Regions from separate parts of the Homo sapiens genome. Here region 2 is linked to region 1. The links are chromatin loops, found by intact Hi-C in ENCODE. Cell type or tissue: ascending aorta. All regions are shown on one strand. Region 1 holds the start of PDE8B (phosphodiesterase 8B). Region 2 overlaps PDE8B (phosphodiesterase 8B).

Region 1 (8,000 bases):
GTCACCTACTCTTTCAAGGCTTAATTATTCTTATTTTTTAATGTAGAAAGTTCAACCTAAATTTGTTTCTGGGTGACTTCTAGCTTCATGATTCAGCTCCTAATGTTCTCCACCAGAAGATTGGTTGTAATTTCTGTTTCATCACAGTCTTCTTGCCTTTCAAAGCCTCAGTGAGTGACTGGTGCTTTTTTCTGGGTGGTTTCATTGCATTCCTAGAGAAAACTCTGAAAAAGTAGACATGTGTCATGAGAATATGCATGGCTGTAAATTTCAGTATGTGAAGGCTGTCATTGATAGCTCCATGAAAGGTAATGACTGAAATGCTATATGCATTATCACAGGTAAGCTTTAGGAATCATTAAACCCTGACTTGAACGTTACATCAGGGACTAGTATAGAGACTAGTGTTTTTGCAATTTAACTCTGATGTTGTTTTCCCAGGTCCTAAATTGTCCTTTGGAAGTAGAGCAGATGGTTGCTATGAGGCTTAGTTTTAAATGAATGACTGTCCCCATATCTCAGTCTCAGCCATTTAATGTGGTGTTCTTACAGGCATGGATGGGACAAGGAAACATGGATCTCAGCAGCCTGGAAGGGAACTGTGGGTGGAGGCTATGATGCCAGGAAAGGACTTACTCCTCCAGCTACTGGGAGTGCTGCCAGCAGAAAGCCCTTGGCTCAGCTGACATCTCCTAGGGGCAGTGCCTCAGCTGAAGAGAGCCACCTTGCCCAAGGTCGCTGAGGTGGCCTGCATGTAAAGACTGGTCCATGCTGGGGTATAAAGGCCCACCAGAACAACTCAGAACCCAGCCCCAACTCAGAACAACTCTGAAGCATCATCCCACCTTCAGAATCCTCCCTGCAGGGATGCCTGAGGCTTGGTCAATTTCTCCCTCTGCTCAAGCTTGCCTCCCTCCATTCCCTCCCTTTATTTCCTCCCACAAATGTTGACTACAAGAGCACTTCCTAAAAAGCCTCCCTCTGCCTGCTAAACACCATCTCAGAATCTGCTTCTAGGAGGACCCAACCTGTGCAGAAATTTTATGAGCAATTTGCCTGTCCATTAAAAAATACAGCATAGACTTTTTCCAGGTTAGCTGGAGATGGAGTTTTTTTGTATCAAAAAAAGAGAGCTAAACTGAGAAGAGAAGCAAAGGTAGAAGAATAAGGTTAGACTCTCCCTGTATAACTGAATTTGGGATTGGGAATGATATCTTGCTTCTCTATGAAATTTAGAAACTGTCTTTTGAAGTCTTCATCCAGTCACATCCAAGAGTGGTCCAGGAAGAAAAAGGAAAATAAGAATGAAAAAAAAACAAAAAACAAACCTTAAAATTGGATACTTCTTTGTGCCTTGCATTAAGCCTCTATGTTACTGCCCTTGTCCGTATAAGCAACTCTAGATAAAATCCTTTCTTAGACCATCTAATTTATCTCCCCGTGCCATTGTGAAAATCGGGCAGGAATTACTGCGGGAACCAGTGACTGAATGGGCAGTGGTGTCTCGCAGCTGTAACTCAGAGTTTACAAGGGAAGGATGAACAGCAGCCATCCTTCTAAAGGCATTCTTCCTCTCCTCCAGCACAGCTCAGTCTGTGCATGCCTCACCAAGGAGAATGAGGGAAGGCCTTGTTGACTGCCCAGCCCAGAGTGTGAGGAACAGCAGTTGACATGGGCGGCTGGACGGGATAGAAACCAGCATGAACATTTAGTGACACCTAAGGAAGAGGTGAAAATGGGGGAGAAAGCCAAGAACCATCAGACAGCTTCTTTCTGTTCTTGCCTTGGATCTTAGGGGAACGTATGTGTTCAAGGGTGCCTTCCTCCGCAGGGCCTCCCATCCCTTGGCACAAACTTCCAAACGATGAGTAGACATGGAATGGGCTTCTTCTGAAGACTGGGTCACCATCCAACTCAGCCTTCGGAGTAGGCGGTGGGGCTGGGGGAAGAGGACGGAACCATGAGGTCTCTCCATCACTTCCCGGGTGTGTTGAGAGGCAAGCAAATGCGGTGGGTGGGCCTGGGCTGTAGGGCCCCTGCCATTTCGGGAGGGGCCTCCTGGTGTTTAGCTCTGGGATGTGTGAAAATGTGTTGGTGAAAAGCGAGAGGCTTACACAGCCCTTCAGGGGAAGAGGGGCTGGGGCGCTGGGGGCGGCGTCGGGATGAGTGCAGAAGAGACGAGGCCTCTGGACAGCGGAGGAGGAGGGGAGGGCGCCGAGGCGCGGTGCCAGCTGCCGCGCACAGGGGCCCCGCGGCGGAGCCGAGCCGCGGGCACGCTCTGCCCTGTCGGGAGAGCTCCGGGAGCGGCGGGAGGGGCGGAGGGGCGCAGTGGGGCCCGGGCGGCTGCGGCCGCGGAGCCGGGGCACCTGAGGAGGAAGGAGGGTGGGAGCGAGGGAGGGAGGGGACGGGCGCAGACCGAAAGTGGGGAAAGAAGGTGCAGGCAGGCGGGCAGGCGGGCGGGCGCCCTGGCCCAGGGCCGCGGGTGCGGGAGCCCGGCGAGGTCGAGCTGGGCGGCGGCGGGGGCCGCGCCGAGGGAGGAGGGGAAGGCGGAGGCGCGGGGAGCGTGTTTGGGGCGCCGCGGCGGGGAGGGTGGCGGCCGCTGGTGCGCGCGGGGCGCTGTGTATGCGCGCTCCCCCGCTCGGGGAGGAAGATGGCCCAAAAGGGAAAGTTGGGGTGACGCGCGCGGTCCCCGGAGGCTCGGCGGGGGGCACCGCGGCCAGCCCGACGGAGCGGCGGACACACAGGCCGGGGGGCGCGCAGTCCGGGCGCCGCCGCGGCCGCCCCCTCACTGCAGGTGGCAGCGGGTGCGCTGGGTCCCGGCGGCCGCGGGCGCGGGCGGGCGCGCGGGGGAGCCCGGCCGAGGGATGGGCTGCGCCCCCAGCATCCATGTCTCGCAGAGCGGCGTGATCTACTGCCGGGACTCGGACGAGTCCAGCTCGCCCCGCCAGACCACCAGCGTGTCGCAGGGCCCGGCGGCACCCCTGCCCGGCCTCTTCGTCCAGACCGACGCCGCCGACGCCATCCCCCCGAGCCGCGCGTCGGGACCCCCCAGCGTAGCCCGCGTCCGCAGGGCCCGCACCGAGCTGGGCAGCGGTAGCAGCGCGGGTTCCGCAGCCCCCGCCGCGACCACCAGCAGGGGCCGGAGGCGCCACTGCTGCAGCAGCGCCGAGGCCGAGACTCAGACCTGCTACACCAGCGTGAAGGTAAATGCCCCGCGCTGGCACACGCCGTGGGGGCCGTCCGCCCCGTCGGCGGGGCTCGCACGGGTAGGGGGCTCCGGCGGAGTTGGGTGACCGTGAGGCGGTTGGTTTGGAGAGGTTGTCACTAAGGAGGAGTTTACTTTTCATTTGTGGAGATGATGGGAGCCCAGGAAATGTGGTCAGAAAAAGGCCCCTGGAGGGGTCCTGGAAGCGTCCTTAGCTGGTCCTGGGGGACTGGGCGGGGAAGGGAGCGCAGAAGGAAGCAGGTGGGCTGGCCTGTTCCTCCTTGAGGGCAGGAAGGCTGTGGCTTGGTTTATGCAGGAAGAGGGGTGGGGACCATTGAGAGCATTCGGTGGCCAGTCCTGTTGAATGAAATCTGAGCACTGAGCTGGATTTGCGTGCCTTGTAGGTGACTGGTGCAGTTGCAGCACCAGGATAGATAGTGCCCCATATTCCGATTTTTACCTGGGATTACCAGCCAGGCTGGAGTCTCAGCACAGGAACCGAGCGTAGGGATTTGTGAATGAATGAGTGTTCGTGTTTTAAGAGATGTGGGAACGGAGCAGAGTGGAACCTGTTGTTTGTCACTGTAACGTTTCTCTGGGTTGGCTGCATCCTAGACAGAATTGAGAGAACCGGGCCATGAGTTCGGAGTGTCAGCAGAGCCACCGTGAGGGGACGTGGTTTCCAGTGCAGTACAGCTGTCTGAGGATGATTCTGCACATACAACTGATCTTCCCAGAGAGTGGGATTTTGAGGAAGTGGAAAAAATTGTTTAGATGGTTAAAGCAGTCGCTAAATATTTATTTCTTAAAGACAGAAGAAAAATAATTATTTAAATAGTGTCCTCCCGTATGTTCTCAAAGTACCGTTAAATCCAAGAGGCTTTTCATTGTGTAAATCTGGGCACTGGGTCTTTTTTCCTTTCAGCAAACAAGATAACAATGGCATATCCTATTGTACAGAGAGAAAAAAATACTCCTAATGTCAGATAGAATCACAGCCTTTACCTGGTCAATAGGTTACCAAGAACCATTCCATGGATTATTTGTCAAAGACACATTTGTATTTTTAATAGTTAAAAACTTGGTCTTCATTGGATGAAGGCAGCCCACAGTGGAGGAGTGAGGAGAAGGATAACATGTTTTGGCTTCAATCTGGAAGTCCAAAAGTTTTTTAATGAACCTATTTTTTTTTTAACAGCATCTGATTGTTTAACATGAAGCTTGACTGATGTTTGCTTGTGGTTGCAGTGTTTCTCTGGCAGTAATCATAATCACCATTATAGTAAAAACATCGTTTATTGAGCACCTACTATGTGCCAGGAGTAAGCTTTCTCTCCTAACTATTGAATGTTAACAGTGTGATCTTAGCATAGCATGTCTGAAGACTAGAGTCTAGGATTTATGACAGTACAAACCTACCAGTTGCCCATTCGTTACAGAGGCATGTGCTGAACGCTATACTTTGCTTTTGTCAAGCTCTCTCTCTCTCCCCCTCCCTGTTCACACAAAGTTAGCTTTAGGAGCAATTTTCAGGGATGAAAATGTTAAATTTGGTGAAAATATTAAGTTGGGATATTATCAGTAAAGACCATCCTTTTGCCTGACGGTTGAAGACCTGAAGCAGTAGTTCAAAATTGTGACAGCTCATGAACTTTGTGATACTTTTTTTGGTTGCTCCAGAGAAATTGTGAATTTTTGTTTTCTAGAATATCTATAATCTCAGTTTAGTACTTGGCAACTCTAGCTACTCCATGTTTGTTCAGTAGAAGAAAGAATACTGAATGAACCCATTCTGTACATTTTTAATACTTCCCTCAAGAGGCTGCTTAGAGACCAAATGAAGTAAAAACTGAAGGGACAATGAGCCCCAATTATTAGCAGCTTGTATAAACTTGTATTAATCTCATTGCTACTTGGCTTAAGTATTAAAAGGCTTGACCTGGGTAGGAGTTTAACTCATTTTGCTTTATCAAGAAGATTCCCAAATAAGAGCTTAATTCACTCTAACCCATTACTGGGAATGTTGGAAATGAAACCCCTGGTTCATTGACTTAACACTACTTTGCATTGTGTGGATCTCAGAAAGTATATATTTGAAGTGAAATTTGAGACCAGAGTTATTTATGCAAATCTTACAGAATTATTATCACAGAACTGCCCTAATATATTTAATAGTATCCTTTTAGGCCTGTGACTCGGTGTTGTATTGTCTTTTCTCAATCGTAAAGTTCACATGTTCTGTGCCCTTTTGTTGCTGAGATAATTTTATAAAAACTTTACATTCATTTTTTTGTAGACTAAGCATTCTTTTTTTGCCGTAAGAGTTTGAGATAGTTGCTAGGCACGTGGTGGTGCCCCACCCCTTTCCAAAGCACACAGGTGGAAAAATAAAATCTTTACCATTTGGTCCTGTTTACAGTGGTGGAAGGTTGTAATAGTTTCCACCCCCTCCCCCTGGCCATTTTACATCAATTATGAAGTGTATCCTCATTATCTACTTGGCCTCTGGTATTCCCCAGAGTGCAAAAATGTGTGCTTGATCTCTCTCTCTCTCTTTTCTAGCAATAATTCATCTCATTAAGCTTTTAGAATGATGAGGCATTATGATGTCAAACATGATGTCAACAGGAACCTTCCTGAATACCTAATTTGCAAAAAAAAAAGGGTTATAAGCATTAATAATTCATATGCAGTACAATGATATCACATGGGTTTCCATTTCTGGTAAGAAGTTAGATTTGTCTCCCAATTGCTGTGAAAATGCAACTTCCTAGCAATTTCTTTCCTTTTTGCTTGCCTTTTCAAAAATAGTACTCCAACAGGAGAATCCTGCAGGATGTTCACTCTTGATATTGTGCCAGTTTTGTAATTCTTGTTCAGAAATCCTCAGAGGAGATGGTTGAACCTCTCTCTGGGAAGAACCAGGGATTCTTACAAGTTTTCTCATACCAGCTGTTCCTACTTGGGAGCATCTGGGACTAGACAGCCAGTTGTAGAGAAGAATCGTTATTGACAATATCGTCAACTTGCTATGACCTCTGTGTAGGTTCACTCTTTTGTGGATCAGACACAGGATGTTGTTAGTTTCCAGATGGCAGCATCACCAGCTCCCCGTTTTCCCTCCATTCATACAGAATGTGCTCATTTGTTCATTCAGTATTTGTGGCCAGACTGTGTTGTAGGTGCTAGCGATTCAGGAAATATCCATGAAATTTGGTAAGCAAAGCCTAATGAGGAGGATAAATCTCCTGTAAAATGGTGTGCCTAAGCCAGTTATTAGTGACTGCTATGTTTTCTGTTCCATAGCACTCCAGAATTTGTGAGGATAATCCTGAGTTGACTATATATAAAAGGAAAATAAATAGATATTCCACTGACCTTATGGTAAATAATAATGAGATTTTATTTGGGGGAGGAGTAGAGCTATTTTGGAAAAAAGTCATTTTTGTTTTCTAAGTCAGTGTTTTGGAGTCAAACTTTACGCAAGAATCACCTAGAGAGCTTGTTAAAATATAGATTGCTGGACTCCACTCCCAGAGATTCTGATTTAGTAGGTCTTGGGTGGGGCCTGAGAATTTGAATTTCTAACAAGCTTCCAGGAGATGCTAGTGTTGCTGATCTGGGGACCCCATTTTGAGAACCACTGCTTTTTACAGTGGTGAATTAAATTATCTGTCTGTTGACCAGGCGAATGAGGTGGGGCCACCTCTAGCAGAGTGCATAGTACCACACTGTCTTTATCTGGGGTACTGGTCATAGCACTGCTTTCATCTTAGTTCACTTCTGTATGGGAAACCTGCTATCCCTGTACAGGAAGTCAAAACGCTGAGCCTCCGAGATTGGCTAAAAAGTCTGTAAGTGAGGAGTGTTGGATCATGTAACCAACTCTGGTTTCTTGAGGTTAAGTTTTCCCCAGGATCCTTTTGGGTTTGTACAGGTCCTAATGTCTTGCTTTGCCACCACAACAGAAGTCTAAAGCAAGGCTGGATGTTACATGATACAGGCACATATTCTCTTCTCAGCTCTTGGAATTCTTGCTAGGCCTTTCACCATCATTTTTCATTTTAAAATGAAGTATAAAGTTTAATAAGCTCAAATGAGTCCTGCAAGCTGATTTCATAAAATCCAAGTTTGCCTTCTGCCATTGTATATATGATTACAATTTAGTCCCTTCTTTTCCCAGCACATTAATTAGAATGAATGAGCACATTTTCCTTATTTTCATGACTTTCTTCAGTAGTTCCATGAATTTTTAAGGACTATCAGGTAATTCTTCCTTTTGAAGGAAAGTAAGTCCTCAAGCCAGGATGTAACATAGTATAAGCTGCCAGCTGTTCAGAGATGATATAGTTTCTACTGAAATCCTGTTTTGGTGACCACCAGGTATGGCCTGGGCGCCAGCAGGACAGAATATGCTGGTGAGGGCAGGGCAGATTCTGTGGCACTAAACTGGTCATGGGTAAAGGCCAGTAATCAAAATAATAATCAAAATAGGAAGGAGGGAGTGAGCCCCGTGGAACCAGGTGGGAAGACAGAGTCCAGAGTTTGTTCAACCAGCAAAGTTGGAGGGGGCCAGGGAGCAGGTGGGAATGTTGGGGCCAGGCAGGCAAGGGAAATCTAGAAATTAGTGGTTCAGCAAAGGTGACAGCTGTTGAACCAGGTTGAGACTTCTGATTGGGGAATAAAAGCTGCTTACTTTCTATTCTATTCAGGAGGCTGTGGTGACCAATCGGAGGGCTGTAGGTAACTTTGTGAACCCAGCACCAAATGACACAAGACCAACCAACCAGTTCTT
Region 2 (8,000 bases), 94 kb after region 1:
CCACTGCAGCGGGAGCGGGTGCCTTGTGCCAAACGTTGTGCACACCGACTTCCCTACCTGCTTCCTCTTTCCATGCTCATTGTTTCTCAGCCAGATCTTTCACATCTTATTTATAAGTCATTTAAAAACCCTCACCTCATTTAAAGTCTCTTTGTACACCATCTTAAGGCCTTTCTGGAACAGTCTGAGATATAAGTAAATACACAAATAAGAGCATGGCCTTCCCAGTGAGGCAGACCTGGGCTTAAATCTCAGCTTCATCCTCTCGGGTAAGTGGCTTAACCTTTCTGCAGCATAACCTCTTAAGCCATAGAAAGGGGCCCAGGATGCCCTGTGGGATTGCTGTGACCTTTACGTGAGATGATGTACGTGGGGAATTCATCAGCCCCTTTTGTCTTATTGAGGCACAGTGCAGTTACTCATCTTGAGCAAGGTCCCCTGAGTCCCAGCCCAATTTTCTAGAATTTTATTTTACCAAGTTTCAGAGAAACCCCATCTATATTCTGAGGAATTTTAAATACAACACCTTATTCTACCAAATAAAGACTTTACTGGAAAAATAAAAAGCATGTGTAGAATATTTATGTAGTGGCTAATGCTCCATTAATGTTAACACCAAAATAGGAAATAGACTTTCCCAATAAAATTAAACCTAATTTCCATTTATTTGGAAATATCTACATATACAAGAAGATAGAAAGTTTAATTCAGTAAACACCCATGTACTCACTATTTACTGCTTAAAAAAATAGGTCATACGCTGAGTGTGGTGCCTCATGCCTGTAATCCCAGCACTTCGGGAGGCCAAGGTGGATGGATTGCCTGAGCTCAGGAATTCAAGACCAGCCTGGGCAACACGGTGAAACCCCGTCTCTACTAAAATACAAAAAATTAGCAGGGCGTAGAGAATTTTTGTGTTCCCTACTAAAATACAAAAAATTAGCCTGTAATCCCAGCTACTTGGGAGGCTGAGACAAAAGAATCACTTGAACCTGGGAGGTGGAGGTTGCAGTGAGCCGAGATCACTCCACTGCATTCTAGCCTGGGCAACAGAGCAAGACTCCATCTCAAAATAAATAAATAAATAAATAAATAAATAAATAGGTCATTCACAATATAGTTGAAGCCCCGGCACTTCTCTCCCTGAATTCATCGTCCCCTCCACCAGCAGGACCACTTGCCTCAATTGGGAGTTTGTCAGCATTTCTTTGTACTGTTATAATATATTCCTAAAGTCTATTCAGTATTGTTTTAAGTATTTGTAAACTTCAAGTGGTATCCTAAGGTATGCATCATTCTAAAACTTGCAATTTTTTGTTTTGTTGTTTAACTCAATGTTTGTAAGATTCATAAGTTTTAAATGAGTAACTCTAGTTGTTTCATTTTTACTGTTGTATAATATTCTATTGTATGGCTAGTCCTTGATACATATATCAGTTTCTTCTGGTGATATTAATAGACTATGGATTCAGTTTTCTAAATTTTTGTTACAAACAATACTGCTCTGAATATTCTTGTAAATGCCTCCTATACACCCTAGAGATACACTCATATAGGAGGCTGAATTGTCAGATATATACTTCTTCGTCTTCACTAGATATCCCCAAACTGTTTTTCAAAGTTGCTAAACCAGTTTACATGCCCACCAACAATGTATAAGAGTTTCTGAGGGGCCACTTTCTTGCCTATGCTAGATAATGTTTGACTCTTAATTCTGCCATTCTGTTGATAAAAATAGTTGGATGTAAGATAGTATCTCATTGTAATTTAAAATTTTTATCTTCCTGATTACTAATGATGATGAGCATCTCTTCATACTTATATTTCCTCTCCTGTAAATTTCTTTTTCAAATCATTTCCCCGGCTTTGTTTTTGGCTGTCTTCTTACTGATGTTTAAAAAAATTTTGTTTTATGTTCTGGTTACTAGTATTTTTGGGTTTTTATGTTTTAGATTTCATCTCTCCAGCTCTGGGCCTTTTTCTCTTTTATTACAGTGCTCTTTGCTTTTTTTTGTTTTGTTTTTGGTGAATAGAAGCTATAATTTTAAAGTCAAAGTGATTAATCTTTTATTTCATGGTTGTATATTTTGATGAGTAGACATTTGTATGTTTATGTGATAAAACATCATGCTGCCAAATTAATGTACTATTCTAAATAGTAGGGCATAAAACATAAAAGTAATGAAATATGTCACTGGCTGTGAGTATCTTGTAACCATGAGTAATCGTCCATCTATATTATATAACAGAAAAACTATGAAAGAGATTTTTGATTGATTTTGATTGTAACGTAGGGATATTGTTTGGGGGGGATAATTCACCAAATATAAAAGACTTTATCTTCCTCATGCCAACATTATAATCTTGTGTTTTTCGTGGAGCTATCTGGAAAAAACCAGTGGAGGTATCTGGAAATGAACACAGATAGCTGTCAATGTCTGGGTCCAGGCATGATAGCTGAGTCTTGGGTGGGTGTTGTTACCTTCCACGAGGTAAGTGTTCCACCGGTGTTTGTTGAGTAAATGGATATGTAATAGAGTCTGCAGGAGGGGCCATTAAAGAAGCAGGAATTGAAGTTAGCAACAGACAAGTCTGCTCAAAAGAATAGACTAGTGGTTCTCAACCCTGGCTAAACCCAAGGAGATAAAAAGTTGAAGACACTTGGGCCCCATTCTTAGAGATTTTAGAGATTCCAGTTATCTTGGTGTCAAATAGGACCCAGGCATTGATATATTTTTAAAGTTCCCCAGGTACTTCTAATATGAAGCCCAGGTTGAGAACTTCTAGACCAGAGGATTGGAAGCAGGAAGGAGAAGGGAAGCTCATGGGCTGCCCAGTGAGCTCTTGGGCCCTGAAAGGTCCAGGGTATCAGAGTTGCCAGGAGGTGCTGGAGGGCAGCCAGACCACAGCCAGGTAAGGCTGGAGGCTGGAGTGAGGGCAGCGCCAGCCAGCAGGGCCCACAACTGAGAGGGGACAGAAGGAAGAGAGTGTTCTGGGTGTGCTAAGCACAGTTGGCAGGGGAGAGAGGGTGGGATGGGACAGAGTTTCCCAGCATAGAGCAGGGAGGCCCAGCCTCACAGTGGGATCACCTAGAGGCTGCAGGGCCAGTCCCTTTCTGACTGGAAGCCAGAGGACAGACAGGGGCCCATTAAAAAGGCAAAAGGCAGACACAACCTTTGTTTACCCAGAGCTCAGACGAATAAAGAACTAAGTTTGGCCTGAGAATGGAGGGTGGACAGGGCACATATTGAGATCATTAAATGCTATTTTTAAATCAGAGCCAACAGGGCAGCAGACAGAGTTGATGAAGAGCATTTAAAAGTGCCTATTTCTGTGCCCACAGCTGGTGTCTTTTCAGTGTGAAATGATCTTCACCGTGGACCCGTCACAAAGTGCAAGTCAAGCTTGCCTTAAGCTGTGTGTGTGCGAACACTCAGTACTGTAGATGGTGGGAAGGAAGGGATTCTAAAGGAGAAGTCATTGAAGTGGGGAAGATTCAGACTCTGAGTTTTGGAACTCAGACATTCCACCCCCACCTGGACACACACGCACATGCACACGCATGCATACCCTTTTTCTTCTTGGTGCTGGGCCAGCCCTGTTAACAGACTACCAGGCACAAGCAGGGATCGCCAGGCACTGCATCATCTGTTTTGCAGAGTCTGAATGGAGTCCAGAAGCCATACCAGAAAGATGAGTGCTGCAGAATTAATGCTTCCAATTTTGGAGCATAATGGAAGAGCAGTGCACTGGGAGTTAGGAAGAATGAAGTCTCAATCTTCACTCTGTTACTTAAAAGCTGTCTGTTCTTTTCAGTTTAATTCAATTCCACAAAGCATTTACTGAGCATCTTGTAGATGCTGGGGATAAAATTGTGAAAAAGACAGAGACTATGTCCTCAAGAAACTCACAGTCTTGCCAAGGAGTGAGATATTTAAATGAGTAACAAAATCAGTGCTATGAATACAGGAGTACTGAGGAGAGAAATCACTGGTTCTTCTTTGGGTGAAGTTGGACTTGAACCATTGTCAGAGGGCAAGGGCGTTGGAGCAGGCCCTTGAAGGATGCGTTAGCTGCTGAGGCAGGAAAGGGCTTTCCAGGTCAACTGCTTTCCTTCCTGAATCCTTAGCTTCCCTCTTGTCTGAGGAAGGCTCTAAAACTCGATGCCAAGTTACTTAACAAAATTCCTGAAGCTGAAACTATTAAGAGCTGCAGCAATCACCTCTAGAGAATGTGGTGGCGTGACAGGTGAATTAACCAACCTGAACTACCTTGATTTCTCTCGTGAGTTTGCCTCTTCCATCTGCCTACCCTGCACCAGCTGGGTTGTATCGTGGAGTTCCCTTTCTATTGAAGTGAAGCCAAGCTGAGTTTTTTTCTTGATCATTGCAGTGTATTTTCCCACTTGCTTTCATTGCTGTAGTTCCTACTCATAGTGGTGTTTTTGTTTAGTTTTTGCTAAATCTCTGTTCTTGGTTGTTCAGAAAGTGGGCAAGCCAATGTTTGATTTTCCCAAGTCACAGATCTTATTACGTTAATCCTTTGCTCAAACACCTGCAATGTGATTGGTGCTTAGAGATTAAAAAAGAGAGCTCCTTCCTGTGTCCTCTGAGGATCTGACCCCAGCCTTCCCAGTCGACCCTTTCTCACACTGCAATCCAGCTCTCTGGACACTTGTTTTCTCCCCACCAGCACCTTCGCTTTCCTGCCTCCATGCCTGTGCCTGTGCTGTTCCCTATGCCTAGAATCTCCTTCCCCAACCCAGTATCTTCGTCCCCCTATTCTTCACCACCTGCCTGCCTTCATGAAGCCTTCCTTGATCTCCCCACCTCCCAAACCAGAAGTATTACCTCCTCTTTCTCAACTTCAAAGTGGGAGAGAAAATGTCTCTCAACCAGAATTCTATATTCAGCCAAACTTCAAGCAAAAGTGAGTGATAGACGTTTACAGATCAACAAAGACTGAGTGACTTTGCCATAGACCTTCTCTGAATGAAATGATGTATTCCTAATTTTGCAGTCATGGACCCATGTTGCCAGCTTGAGATCAACAATGGTATTTATACCACGGAAGTCAACAAATGCTACAAAATAGTACTTGTGTTTTTTTTTTCATGTGAAAGTGGATTGGTGACCCTGCTTCCATGTATATATGTGTGTATGTTACCATTCACACATGTACACACAAATATTTGACACACTACGAATGTTATACAGCACAGTTAAAACTACGCTGTAGTTCAGCAGTCCTTCCTCATTAGGCTACTGTGGAAACACATGTGGCTAGGAAGTGTGTCTCTCTTCACACTCTGGTCCCACCCTCCCCTCTTCTCAGGTGTTGGAATTATGTTACCTATGCCCCCACCCCTGCATTTGTTTCTCTGACCCTGGCAAACTTGGCCACTTCCTGGAATCAGAGCTAATACACTAATTGAAGAGTCTGTGCATCTGCAGTTGCTCAAAGTTCATTCTTTGAAGTAGAGAATCTTGGCCTGGCTACACAGATGTCAGTAAATTATCTCCTGTTTCTGTTCATAGTTGCTGTTTTATAAATTGGTGAAATGCAGGCAGTTAGACGCCTGTGTCAGAAGCAGAACTCTGCAAACTGCCGTCTGTGAATACACCTGCTACAGGTTTTTTCCTGCTGGTCACTACCTAGTGCCAGCCCTCAGAGTCAGCAAGAACAAGTTCCAGTGTTCTTTTGGGACAGTTGACCTCTTTTGGACACAGAAGCCAAGGCCAGATGACTTGGAGCACAGACCAAGAAGGAAAAGGCAGGCCAAGAGACACAAAGCAAAGTGTGGGTCAGGACTAGAGGAGCTGGTAAACTGAGGCACCCACGCCGGTAGTGCAGGTAGAGTGACAACACGTGGGAGGGAGCACAGTGAAGTGAGGCTGGGAGGAGAGAGGCAAAGGATGCAAAGGATGGTAGAGATACGAGAGGCAGGGGTTTGGAGAATGTCCCTTAGCAGCAACTTTACAGCCCCACTTCCGGGCTCTGCTGTCCTCCCACGAGCTCACAGCATGCCTTCCTGCTGGGTAGGTCAGACAGGAGTTAGAATACTGGATGGCAGGCAGAGAACTGTTGTGGCTATGAGAGAAAGTCGTAGGGTCTTTCCTGCCTTTAGGAAGAAAAATGATATATCTTCTAGCTTGAAAGTTGCTTTTAAAACTCCATGCTGTGACACAGTGGCCATTGCCTGTCTGCCCCTAGGATTACAGGTGTGAATGCGCCTGGCACAATGCCTGGGTCAGAGGGACTTAAGGAATGTTCACAGTCATCAGATATTCTCCTGGTAGAGTCAAAAGTCGCCTGCCCTTCCCCGCCAGCCCACCATGTAAGGTTAGCTGTATCAACACTTCATGCACATATTGATTATTTGGAAAAGTATACAGGCAACTGGGCACAATGGCTCATGCCTGTAATCCCAGCACTTTAGGAGGCCGAGGCGGGCAGATCACCCGAGGTCAGGAGTTTGAAACCACCCTGGCCAACATGGCGAAACCCCATCTCTACTAAAAATACAAAAATTAGCTGTAAGTGGTGGTGGGTGCCTGTAATCCCAGCCACTTGGGAGGCTGAGGCAGGAAAATCACTTGAACCCAGGAGATGGAGGTTGTAGTGAGCCAAGAAGGCACCACTGCACTCCAGCCTGGGCGACAGAGTGAAACTCTGTCAGAAAGAAAGAAAGAAAGAAAAAGAAAGAAAGGAAGGAAGGGAGGGAGGGAGGGGAGGGAGGGGTGGGGAGGGGAAGGAGAGGAAAGAGAGAGAAAGAAAGAGAGAAAGAAAAGTATACAGGCAAGGTATTGGTTAGGGGTGAATTATTATTTTTTGGACAGCCTGTGCCCTTCTTGCAGGAATCCTTCCCTATCTCTTGGCCTTCCAATGCGAGTCACTTTTTATTTTATTCCTTTTAAGCTTCTATTTATGATTTCATTCATTGCTTTATTTTCTGCCACTGAGTGACTCTTTTAGGAGCCTAATTTTGCTGGAGAAATCATTCACAGGTGGTCTTGTTGGAGGGGGCTTTTGTGTGTGGTGGAGGCAGTGAACTCAAGAGAGATCACAGGGCAAGCGAAAAGGTACCCTGGCTTATCAAATTTATCTTAGTATATACTAAATTGGTTTCACTTTTTTTTTTTCAGAGTCTCACTCTGCTGCCCAGGCTGAAGTGTAGTGGTGTGATCTTGGCTCACTGCAGCCTCCACCTCCCGAGTTCAAGCCATTCTCCTGCCTCAGCCTCCCAAGTATCTGGGATTACAGGCGCCCAACACCATGCCTGGCTAATTTTTGTATTTTGAGTAGAAATGGGGTTTCACCATGTTGGCCAGGCTGGTCTCAAACTCCTGGCCTCAAGTGATCCACCTGCCTCGGCCTCCGAAAATGCTGGGATTACAGGCATGAGCCACCATGCCCAACTGGTTTCCCTTTTTAATCATTAATCTTTTTTTTTTTTTTTTTTTTTTTGAGATGGAGTTTTGCTCTTGTTGCCCAGGCTGGAGCGCAATGGCACGGTTTCGGCTTACTGCAACCTCTGCCTCCCAGGTTCAAGCGATTCTCCTGCCTCAGCCTCCCAAGCAGCTGGGATTACAGGCGCCCGCCACCATGCCCAGCTAATTTTTTGTATTTTTAGTAGAGATGGGGTTTCACCATGTTGGCTAGGCTGGTTTTGAACTCCTGACTTCAGGTGATCTGCCCACCTCGGCCTCCCAAAGTGCTGGGATTACAGGCGAGAGCCACCGCATCTGGCCCAATCATTAACTTTTTAATCAGCGTTCTGGCAGTTGCACTGCTTTGGAAAGAGGGTGTCTATTTCAATAACAAAAACTGGCTTGGGAGTGGAGCTGGGTGAAGGGCTGGCAGCCCAGTGACGCAGCAGGTTCTGGTGCTGGTCCTCTCCCAGTAGAGTTGCTCTTGGGGCTGTGCCCCTAGGCTACTGGTGTCAGCACCCACACCTTGCAGGATACTGACTTACTTAGACAAAAGAAGAGTAAGAGAAG

Evidence for each region. Hi-C counts contacts between places; a loop is a spot of excess contacts. Peaks named below come from ENCODE experiments on the same cell type or tissue, not always from the same donor. Only the 100,000 strongest peaks of a DNase experiment are listed, where the experiment ranks them.
Region 2: it touches region 1 in a loop (3-fold over the local background); 2 of 110 quality-filtered maps call a loop at or near these places.

The regions. Positions count from the first base shown.
Region 1 is chr5:77,208,062-77,216,061 of GRCh38, forward strand. PDE8B (phosphodiesterase 8B) reads left to right here and starts at 2,619. Exons shown (of 22, transcript NM_003719.5): 1 at 2,619-3,203. The coding sequence starts at 2,865. In ascending aorta, no CTCF peak of the experiment used is centred here; DNase peaks (open chromatin) are centred at 670, 2,470 and 3,494; H3K4me3 peaks cover 2,774 bases; H3K27ac peaks cover 2,323 bases.
Region 2 is chr5:77,302,500-77,310,499 of GRCh38, forward strand. The region is part of intron 1 of PDE8B (phosphodiesterase 8B); the gene reads left to right. Among named protein-coding and RNA genes, the nearest start is that of PDE8B, 96 kb to the left of the region's middle. In ascending aorta, no CTCF peak of the experiment used is centred here; a DNase peak (open chromatin) is centred at 3,622; H3K27ac peaks cover 4,746 bases.